Regions from separate parts of the Homo sapiens genome. Here region 2 is linked to region 1. A link is a loop called in an ENCODE intact Hi-C map of the cell type or tissue named here. Cell type or tissue: dorsolateral prefrontal cortex. All regions are shown on one strand. Each heading gives the region's core, and the rest is flanking DNA. Links, peaks and the distances in the headings are about the cores only. Region 1 holds the start of CELF4 (CUGBP Elav-like family member 4). Region 2 has its middle 13 kb from the start of MIR4318.

Evidence for each region. Hi-C counts contacts between places; a loop is a spot of excess contacts. Peaks named below come from ENCODE experiments on the same cell type or tissue, not always from the same donor. Only the 100,000 strongest peaks of a DNase experiment are listed, where the experiment ranks them.
Region 2: it touches region 1 in a loop (3-fold over the local background); 2 of 110 quality-filtered maps call a loop at or near these places.

The regions. Positions count from the first base shown.
Region 1 is chr18:37,563,599-37,568,965 of GRCh38, forward strand. CELF4 (CUGBP Elav-like family member 4) reads right to left here and starts at 2,200. Exons shown (of 13, transcript NM_020180.4): 1 at 1,758-2,200. The coding sequence starts at 2,043. It overlaps LOC124904288 (a long non-coding RNA gene), which reads left to right and starts at 2,679. Exons shown (of 2, transcript XR_007066345.1): 1 at 2,679-2,791; 2 at 2,981-3,090. RefSeq lists an enhancer at 1,744-2,247. In dorsolateral prefrontal cortex, for the core only: no CTCF peak of the experiment used is centred there; DNase peaks (open chromatin) are centred at 1,363, 2,203, 2,663, 2,973 and 2 weaker places; H3K4me3 peaks cover 5,000 bases; H3K27ac peaks cover 4,523 bases.
Region 2 is chr18:37,666,963-37,672,329 of GRCh38, forward strand. No RefSeq gene overlaps it. Among named protein-coding and RNA genes, the nearest start is that of MIR4318, 13 kb to the left of the region's middle. RefSeq lists enhancers at 1,739-2,695, 2,696-3,650. In dorsolateral prefrontal cortex, for the core only: no CTCF peak of the experiment used is centred there; a DNase peak (open chromatin) is centred at 2,343; H3K27ac peaks cover 1,615 bases.

The DNA.
Region 1 (5,367 bases), core at 246-5,245:
TTTTTCTTCGAATATTATTTTGAAGGCTGCCTCCCCGTTCCACCTTTCCAATCTCTCTTTTGAACAGACAGACATTTTCTCCATATTGGATAAAGGTTGCCTTCTCTCTCCATTACAGCCCCCACCCTCACCCCACCCCAACAAACCCAGTATATTTCCATTCTGCTGTGTTTTTGTGTTACTCAACATGCCATTAACTTTAAGATTTACTCCTCAGCAGGCAAGCTGGAAGATACTAAAGCCAATAAAAACTGCTCTCTGGGACTCCAACTATGAAGAGTTTGGAGCTCTGTTTAGTATTCGAACGAAGGGAGGGCTGGAGAAAGAGGGTGGTTGTGATAGTGAAAATCGCTGCTGCTTAGAGAGCCAGACAGCTCTGCGCTCTGCACCTAATGTGCTGGAGGATCAGCTGTGTCCATAGCCCATTTGTGGCCAAGGATGAGGCTGCTCTCTATGTGGGGGTGGGTGTGCGTGTGTTTTCATCTTTAAAACCACCAGCTGTAACAGCATCTTCGGCGGCTCTCCACACTACTGTTTATTAAAAACGGAACATCCATACACATCCCCTACAACTTCCTTAGCCCCGTGCTCCTTCCCTGCCTGGCGATCAATCTCTCTCAGAAAGCATTTAACTTGCCCACATAGATCCAGCACCGATTCATTCCCGCTGCACATCCTATATATTACTGTTAGGAAGCGGAGCACTGGGCTAATTTCGTCACCCACCAGCCACCCACACACATTCTACAACTGAACACGTTTGGGGCTCTGCTTTAAAGATAATAAAACAAGGAGAAAACAGGCAGGCTGCGGACAATTCCCATGACCACTTTCCTAAAAAGTTGCTGTGTTTTAATTCTTTGATTATTCTGTCTCCCCCTCCCCCAAGCACTCACTGGCAATGATCGCTTCAAGGGAGAAATAATGTACTATAAAGCTCTCTGCATGGTGAGTTTGGGATAAATTAGGGTACACCTTTCAAAATGCAAATCTCGCACACACATATTTTTTTCCCAAAGCCCCGCTTTCCTGGGAAGGGGACTATCCAGGCTTGCCAGACCCCCCACTCCACCCAGGGGATGGCTGGTTCCTTGCTAATTCTTGCCTTAGGTTTTATCACTGGTTCCTTCAAACATCCAACCCCCCCACCCCCAACACACACCACCATTCACACCACAATCAGATTATTGAGGCACACAGCTCGACAGGGAGAGTTTACTGTTACATTTAAATAAAAATTTCTCTTTGAATTTGTCACCTCTCTCCCTTTTAGACGGCTGCGCTCCTGCTACTCTAGCCCGGAGCAAAGGATGAGGAGACCACCTCCTTTAGTATTTTCAGCACCACGGCGATGGACAGCACCCTCGGTCCTCGGCCGGCCAGGAGCCCGCGAGTCCGTCCGCTCAGCGTCCTGGGCTCGACCGGTGCAGCCTTCCCCATCCCCATCTTTCAGGTCGCTGTACCCAAAAATCCAAGCCCCGTCTCCTCGATCCCCTCTCTCTTTCTCTTCATCGGCGCCCGCTGCTCTCTCCATGGCATCGTTCCTATCAGCACCTCGCCCAAAACCCAGTCTTGCCCCAGCGAACAGCTCCCCACGCACCCCAGCTCTGGTCTCCGCTGCCCGAGCGCCTCCCTCCACCGCGCCCGCCCGAGGCTTCCTCTCGCTTAGTCCGCCGCTCGTCAGTCGCCGGCCGGCCGGTCGGCCCGCCAGCCCGCTCCTGCTCCCCGGCAAAGTTGGGAGGGAAAGGTGTACTCACCTTTGTGCATGCCTGTGAACCTGTCCTTCAGAACCGTAAGCTCGTAGATTTTGCCAAACTCCTCGAAGAGGGGCTTGAGGTCCTTCTCATCCAGGTTGCGGGGGATCTGCCCAATGAACAGCTTGATGGCATCGTGGTCCTTCATGGGAATGGTCGACGGGTTCCCCGGGCTGTGGCTTAATCCGTTCATGTGCCCGGCACTGCCCGGGCTGCTGCCGAGCCCGTTGGTACTGAGGCTTGCGTTGTCAGCCTGTCCGTTTGCTAACGTGGCCATCTTTATATACATAGAGAAAATCTTCTTTCCTTTTATTCTTTCTCGCTCACACTCTCTCGCTCCTCTCTCTCGCTCGCTCGCGCTCACACACGCACACGCATACACACACTCGGGTTCTCTCCCCCTCGGTTTCTCTACACCTCGCTCTCCGCTCGCTCTCTGCTCTCTCTCTTTCTCCTCTTCTCTCGCTCGCTCGCGCTCGCGCTCTCTCTCTGCTCTCCCCCCTCTCTCTCTCCCTCCCTCCCTCTCCTCTCTCTCTCCCTCTCTCTCTCCCTCTCTCTCTCCCTCTCTCCTCTCTCTCTCGGTCTGATCTGATTTTTTTTTTCTTTTTTTCTTTTTTTTTTTTTTTTTTTTTTTTTTACATTGAACAGACAGGATCTCTGTCCTTTCCGTTTAAACAGGCTGGACCGGTTCAAGTTCCCAGCCAGACCAGGGGTGGGGGTGGCGAGTGTGCGCGCGCGGAGGAGGGCGCGGGGGGCCGGGAATGGGCGCGCTGTGGGGGCCCGCGCCACGGCGGGCGGCGGCCGGGGGCAGGGCGGCGTGGGGCGGCGGCCACCGCGCCTCCCCCGTCGGCGGCCCCGCGCCGTGGCGATGGTACAGTCCGAGACGGCCCCCGGCTATAAATAGCGCCAGGCGCATGGCTCTTCGGGAGGCGCTGAGATTCCGGGCCCGGCGGCCGCGGGGAGCGGGTGTCCGTGAGGAGCCGGGCAGCCGGCCTCCTCTCTTTGCCTTTTGGGGGTTCTTTTTGTAATAGCAGCAGGTGCAACTTTTTGTATTTTAAAAATAGTGATTTTTATTTTCGTGTGGGTATGTAGGGGGGCTTTATCCACCAAGCTATGCTCTATTAGGGCGCCAGGCGGGCGAAGCAAAGGCAGGGATGGCGGGCGGGGCGGCGGCGGAGGTGGAATGGGCGCTTTTTTCTTCCATCTGGCTTTATTTATTTATTTAGACTAGAAAAGCGAGCCGGCTTGGAGGGAGTCCGCCCGGGGATCCGAGCGCGCATTCATCAGTGTCGAGAGAAAAAAAGCTACATAAATATATATTATGTGGATAAATCTATAGACAAGAGCTCTCTCGCGCGCGCTCTCTCCCTGTCTCTCTGTGTGTGTCTTTCTCTGTTTTTTTTTCCTCCTCGCACCCCCAACCTGCCAGAGCAGCCCCACATCTTCCTCCCGCCCGGCATCTACCGCCACCCAAGCCACCTGCCAGGATGGGGCTGGGAGCTGTCGGGCCGCGCCGGGGGGCAGAGGGACGGGGAGTAGAGACTCGGGGTCCGACCCCCGCCCCAACCCGCTTCCGAAGGCGGAAGGTGGGGGTCCCCGTCCCGGGCGGCCTCCCCCGCCCCGGAGAGCGCGGCTGGTCCCCCGGTGGCTGGCGGGAGGAAGGTAGGAGTCGGGCGCCCCTGCCCGCTCGCCCGCCGGAGGGGGAGGAAGGCGCTGGGCGCGGTGGCCGGTGAGCCAGCGCGGGGGATGGCTTGATTTGCCCTCGTCTGCTTTACGGGTTCAAATAGAATATATTTTTTTAATCACCATCAAAAGAATAAAGCCCCTGAATCGCTATCTGGGTTGCCGCCGGACCGAGACTCGCGCGGCGTGCGCTGCCCCCGCGGGTTTCGTTTTCGGCACCTACAGCTCCCGAGGTGCGAGGCTGAGTCGTTCCTGCCGTGGGGACCGGGGGTCGAGCCGCCCGGTCCGGACCCCGCCGGACTCCCCGCCAGGCCCACTGGGGCTGGCATCTCGGCTGCGCGGGAAAGGGAGTGGCAGGCGCGGAGCCGGGAGCAGGGTCCGAGCGGCCCCGCCTGTAGGGGTGAATACTGGTGGTGAACTTGGCTGGGGTAGCAGATTTTCACGTTAATGATATTTACCTGCACCCCGTCCTCTCTCATGTTTGCTTTTTCAGGGCAGCCTCTTCGCTTCAGAAGCCTGGCAAATTGAAATAACGCGCCCGCTCCCCCGCGGGCTGCGGGGCTGGGGAGCTGGGGCGGCGGGGCTGAGCGGCTGGCCTAACCCCCGCCGGCCCTCGGCTAGCCACTTTCGGGTTTCAGGGTTTCTCTTTTCTTGCCCTCGGATTACATTACGTTACTAGAGGATATGTCTGCAATTTTAATTAAAGAAATGAGACCCCAGCTGCCTGCAAACCCAGGCCAACCCCATTTGGTACAAGCACAATACGGAGCTCTCCAGCGCCGGAGGAGGCCCGGAGGCCCGAGGTTCGCAGCCCCAGGCCCCGAGTCCGCTCAGGACGCCTCTCTCTGAGGATCCCGGGCCCAAACCAAAGAGCAAGTATGATTTTTAGAACTGTGGAACTTCATCCTTTCATTTTAGCTTCTCCTGCCTTTGCTTGCCGGAATCGGGTGTAAGTATGGTTAATTCGTCACTTGGTTTACCGGGTTTACGTTATCCGGTGTTGTATGCTGGTCTAAGAATCGACCAAGTAGATGACTCGAACAGAAACTCACATATAGAGCCTTTGCCATGTGGTGGTTGTGTATTTGGTGTGCCTTTGAAGTGCCCTGATAAGGGGGGCAAGTCCCTGCTAAGCACTTGGAGAGTTTGTGTGTGTGGTTTGGCCGTGTGTGCCTGCTTGTGTGGATGCAGCGTGGGTCTCTGCACGGACCCTGCGTGTATCCACACTGCATATATGTGTGTGTCCATACCAGGTTGAGACCTCCTCCTTCTGGTCCCCTAGGACACATCAGCAGTGGCTATTAACTCTGTCCAAGATATCTCTTCCAACATCATCCTGTGGTGCTGGTGCATGGCACCCAGGATCCTACAGCTGAGTGGCATGTATTTTCTGCTATCACAGGGGAGTTTAGGAGAGTAAATTCCTGCTCGAGGTCTGTTTTTCTCTCCTTGCCTCTCAACCCCTGAAAGCAAAGCCCGGACATCGGAAAGGGAAAGGGGCCAGCTAAGGGCAGCTGGAAAAGAAGGGAACTGCTCAGGGGAGAGTCACTGAAGTTCACCCTCCTCTTCCTGCCACCACCCAAGGCACCCCTAGGTCCAAGTAAATTATTCACAGGGGGTTAATTACTCATGTTATTATTAATAATAGTCAATACATAAATAATAGCAATCGTTGGGCAGGAGTGAGCCAGGGAGTGGGCTTGTTAATGAAAGGGGGCACTGGCTATTTCAGATGCCATGAAGACTCCTCCATTCTGTGCAGTGCCAGTTCCCTCCAGGACTGCTCCCCTGCCCTGTGCACCACGGCCCCTCCTGGTGTCTCTTCATCCGTGGACTCAAAGCTGTGGAGAGCTGCTCCTTCCTTAGAGATCCCCACCCTCCCCCTTCTCCCACCTGATGATGGCTTATTTTGGATTTGGGTTATCTCACC
Region 2 (5,367 bases), core at 61-5,060, 100 kb after region 1:
TACACTGGGGGTATTAAGAAACTTCCTGAGTAGGACAGAAATAAAGGGCAGGGAGGGATGGCCCACAGGGTTCCTCCCCTTGGCAGCATCTTTCCTTAGGAATTAACCATCAGAGAGCCAACTTCTGATGCCCTTGTTTTCTGCCTTGCCCTGAAAGTAGGTCACCCATGGATAGATGAGACCATCCCACTTGAGGTAAATATGGAATCTAACCACAGCCATGGTGTGGGTAGCTCTGATAATCACCAGGACGACTCTGGGCAGCTCAGAAAAGCTCTTATCTCAGACCATCTCTCTGCTTAAAGACTTGTCTCAGGAATACAGTTGGACAGAAGCACCAAAAGAAACAAAACTGTTGGACATTTCTAAAGGTCCCAGAAACTTCTGGCTTTCAAGCCAGTTCTTGTTTTAATATCAGGGTGTTTTCCATCATGAATCCACACAATATTACACATCCACACAATTCAGACTCTACCTGCCTGCACTGTAGATGTCCCTTCATTCCCTTAACAAGCACACAGATGTCCACCCCAACACATCATGCATGCAGGCACACATGAACACTCAAAAATCACACATGCCTTGGCAACATAGAGGACAGAACTGCTCTAACTTGAGACCAGTGAATAAATGAAGACTCAAGGCCAAGATGCTGTATGACACTGTTCATCAAACACCCACACAGGTAGTTGTAGAAATGACACTGGGGCATTCGTGTTCCCTCTTCTTTCCTCTCCTGTTAATTCTCCACCAGCTCTAATTATACTTCAAGCTTTGGGGGTCCTTGCTTGCCTGTACCTTTTCTTTCTATTCTTAGGTATGCTTGTTTTCCAGGGTTCAGCTGGGTCCAGAAATGTGGAAGTTAGAAAAGATCATATTACCTTTTGCAAACTGTTTTCACCAGTTTGGGTAAGGAAGAGGAGCTTCAAAAAGTTCCCTCTGCCTCAGGAGACCTCTGTCTTGACCAGGCCATCTCCATTTCCTCTGCACTATTCCTGCCCTGACAAAAGGAATTGTTCTGTTTGAATTTGAATAATGTGCTATTCTCCAGTGTTCTCTTATTGGGCAGAAAACTCAGGCTGTTTCTGGCTGCATCCTCTCTTCCATGTGATCTCTCCATTTAGTGCAGTGCTAGGCCCAACTCAGTAAGTACAGGATAGATGGTTGGATAAACACAACGTTGTTAGTTTGTACATTAATTCCATTTGCCAGTGAAATTTTAAGCCCTGGTTTTGTCCAGAGGCCTGACCCCCAACCTGGAAAATGGCAAACCCAATTCCAGACAAATTCTTAACCCCAGCCCTGACTCCTGCAGCCATGATGACAGCGAGATGCACCAGAAGCACCACCATAGGTTCACCGAAAGGACCCATCAAAGGCAACCGATGCAAGAATAGTCCCAGTGGTGCTGGAAAAATAAAGACAATGGAACAACTGATTAATTCAGGAGAGAACATTGTGCCACTGCCTATTCTCTGACTCTCCTGGCAGCTGGGGTTCAGCCTTGCCCACAGAGTGTTCCTTAAGAGCAAGGACTGAAGTCACTTTTGGGTTCCAAGACTAAATTTCACCTCCAAAATTTAGATTCTGGTTAATTTGCACCAAAGTGGGAGGGCTACACAGACCCCAGGGGTCCCAATGACTATGACATTATGACTCCACTCTTCAGTAGGGGAAACTAGCATGTACTGTGTGCCATCTACGTGTCAAATATTGTGCCAGATATTCTCAATTGCAGGATTTTGCTTAATGGGTTTCACAACAATCCATGACTTGGGATTATTTTGGACAGAACTGAGAGGCTCCCTAAAGTAAGCAGCTCACTGAGTGCCACACAGGTGGCTGCCAAACACCCAAGTCTGACATCTTTGCCCTGCACCAGTGGACAGACTTAGAATGGAGAAGAATGAAACGGACCAAATTGCTATAGAATAGAGTAAAACACACAGGATGGATTAGAATGGGATTAGAAGCATTTCCCATTTCCTCTTCTCTCCTCCCCAAAGGGTCTGATAAGCTCTTCCCACACCGAAATGGGACAACCCTCTCCAGATGATTTGCATTTTAAAGGGAGGTAAGCAGTTTGACAGGAAGTATCCCCAGTGGAGACTGGCAGGCACCTAATAGAGGGTGAGAAGCCAGCAAGAGGCTGGGGTGGAGAGGTCCTAAGGACTTGTGAAGCTGCCCTGTGCTTTGAGCCTGTGCTTAAGGCTGTTTGTTCCTGATTAATTCCTTCCTCTGCCAGGCCCACTTCCCTCTGCCCTTTCTGTCTGGCTCCTCTATTTTCTTGCTTTCTTTTCAGGATTCCGAGTTGCTAGGCAACTCCAGTCTGGAGCTGAGGTTCTCACTGTGTCAAGCAGCTACCACGCAGGGACAGGAAGTCTGATGGAGCCCTTGATTACAGGTGACTGTGCAGAAAAGAAGACAACGGCAGCAACCTTTCCTCATCCCCTTGTTGCCTCCCAGAGACAGAGGGAGTGAACGATCTGGGAGCAGAGCGTTGCTTAGGCCATTTGCCATTTCCCCTTCCTGTTCTGCTCTCTCCTCGCACCAGCAGAACCTCCTTCCATGCAGCTCCCAGAATCCTTGCTCTGGCCTTCTACTGCCCTCACGCACACCCACACAGGCCCTTAACCCCTCACGTGCAGCTGCCCTCAGCTATTCTCCGGTTTAGGGGCATCACACCTCCACGGCTTAACCTCAGCAAAGCGTCAGCAGGCCTTTGCAGGGGTAGGGAATGCAGGACCCCGCAGTACCTACAGACGGAGAGGCAGGCGCTACTCCTGGCACGTTTCCCGTGTGCGCAGGTGGCCCAGGGGAAGGGGTGACTGCTCGCCGTTGCTCCGAGCTTGTCTCTGGGCCCCGGAGGGCAGTGGGAATGCCACCCTGAGCAGACGTGAGACTCACAGGGCATCCCCAGGCGCACTCTAGGCTTCAGTCGTGCACACGTACACATTTACTGAGCCTGTACCGTGTGCCAAGTGCTGGGGATTCCGCAAGCAAGAAAACATTCGGAGTCTCTGACTTCACAGAGCTAAAATTCACACGGGAGGAGGCGGTCGGCACATAACAGACAACTAGAGAATGACGCGAGTTGAGATGGCGTTTTTGACAGCTCCCTTCCAGAGGAAACAGTATTGTTCAGCGTTGGAGGGCCTGGGTTCCCTCCAGCAGTCCCCACCCTTCCATGAGGGCCAAGGCCCTGGAGCACCTGAGAGAGTGGCTGGCCTCCCGCGACCCCCACTGTGCGGCAGCTTCGGAGGTAGGAGTGTGATTGGCTCTGATCTGACGAAACCAGCCTCCTTATTGAAAGTTGTGGTTGTCAGTCTAATGGCGCTCTAGAAAGCTCGTGATCTAGACCTGGCCAATCAGAGCACAAGGATTAGTTAAAGCAGGGCACATGATCTTAGGATGGCCAGTCAGAGGCCAGCCTTGCACTTCGGAAAGAAGGAGCTCTCCTTAGGCTGGGAGGGGCCAAGCCGCTGGCCCGTGAGCCTGGGGCAGCTCTGGACTGTGCTTGCTGTCCTTGAGGAGAATGCAGCCAGCCCAGGGCAAATCAGAGCCAGGCAGGTAAGAGAAACGGCTGGGCCTGAGGCCAGAGCGCCTTCCGACCTTTGGGTTTCACAAGCCAATACATTCTTTAAAAATTTTAAAAATGTAATACTAAGCTAGCTTGCATCGGTTTTCACTACTTGGTGCAGTATGTTTCTCTATCCATATATCTTCATCACTTTTCCCTTCCTCTGGGTCCCAGGTTTCCAAGGCTAGCCTCCAGAGTGAGGAGTCAGAGCTTAGACTAAGCATTCCTTAGTCAGAGCCCTGTTTCAGGCCAGGTACCACCTTCTTCCCTTTTCTTTTTGTTAAAACACACCTGTTCTGTGTTCCGTCTCTTTAGCGTCCTCCCCTCTGCCAGTGATCATTTGATTAAGTTACTCAGGGTATTGATGGCTACGAATTGCTCCCGATATCAGTGATCCTGTGTGGTCTTTTTACATTTGGACCATAGTCCTTCATGCCATAATCCATGGAACTGGATACCTAATAGTGGAAGTGATGCAGGTGGGGGGCAGGGAAGTGCTGGGTAGAGATGGGCGGGGTCCCTGGCGAGGGTGCCACCCTCGAGCTCGTGCCCATGGACCTAAGTGAGGATAGGAACTCCTGAGTTTTTTTCACCCAAATGTTGCATTTTCCAAGACCACTCTGGCCTGCCATGCACCCCATCCTGTGGCTGTAAAAACCCCGAGACCCTAGCGGGCACGCACACAAGTAGCTGAACGTCGAGAGGAACACACCAGCAAAAGAACATACCAGGAGACATTGGCAGGCCATGGACTGCGGAACGATGCGGATGCCAAGGGGAACTCGGTAGGAGGAGAGACCGGCCGCTGGGCGGCCCGACTCGGAGGGAAGACCACCTTCCCACTCCATCCCCCTTCTGGCCTCCCCATCCACCTCTCTGAGAGCTACCTCCACTCTGTAAAACCTTGCATCCATCCTCCAAGCCCATGTGTGATCTGATTTTTCCAGTACACTAAGACAAGAACCTGGAATACAGAAAGCCCTCTATCCTCACGATAAGGCAGAGGGTCTAACTGAGCTGATTAACACAAATAGCCTGCAGATGGCAAAACTGAAGAAGCGCACTGTAACACACCCACTGGGGCTTCAGGAGCTGTAAACCCTCAACCCGAGATGCTGCCATGGGGTCAGAGCCCAAAAACGCTCCCCACGACCTGCCCTCTGCCTGCTCCCCCTAGGGGTTTGAGCAATGGGGCACTGAAGAAGTGAGCCACACCCCTGTCTCATGTCCTGTGGGGGATAAGGGAACTCCTGTTTCAGAAGTTCATGCACTGAGGCAGGCTGCTGAAGGGATGGTTTTATAGATGCTCCTCCTCCTAGTCCCTCTGAAGTTCGTTGGCTGGGTGTTCAGTTACTCTGCCTGTGTCCATAGCTGTGGGCCAACTCTCCTGGCTCACAGTGAAATGCCTGGGCCTCTACCAGAGGTCATGTCCTTCTCATAGAAGGCAGACGAAGTCTCTGAAAGGAGAGTTTTGGAAACGGGCATCCAATAAGTCTGAGTCCTGGAGTGGCCTTGACTAGTCAGTGATCTTGCAGGGCCTCACTCTTCTCATTTATAAAATGGAGGTGTTTGATGAGCTGACTCCTCAGTCCTCTTCCAGCACAGATGTCCTGGGTGGGGTATCTGTGTCTCTGAGTAACCTGTGGGCCTTGTGTGTTTTAGGGTGAAAGTGTCCTCATGGGAGAGTGTGAGGCACATTTGAATGGCTACTTTTTATAGTCCACTCACATTTCACAATCTATTCATAATATTCATGCTCCCTTTGACTGGTTTCAGGCTTGTTTGGT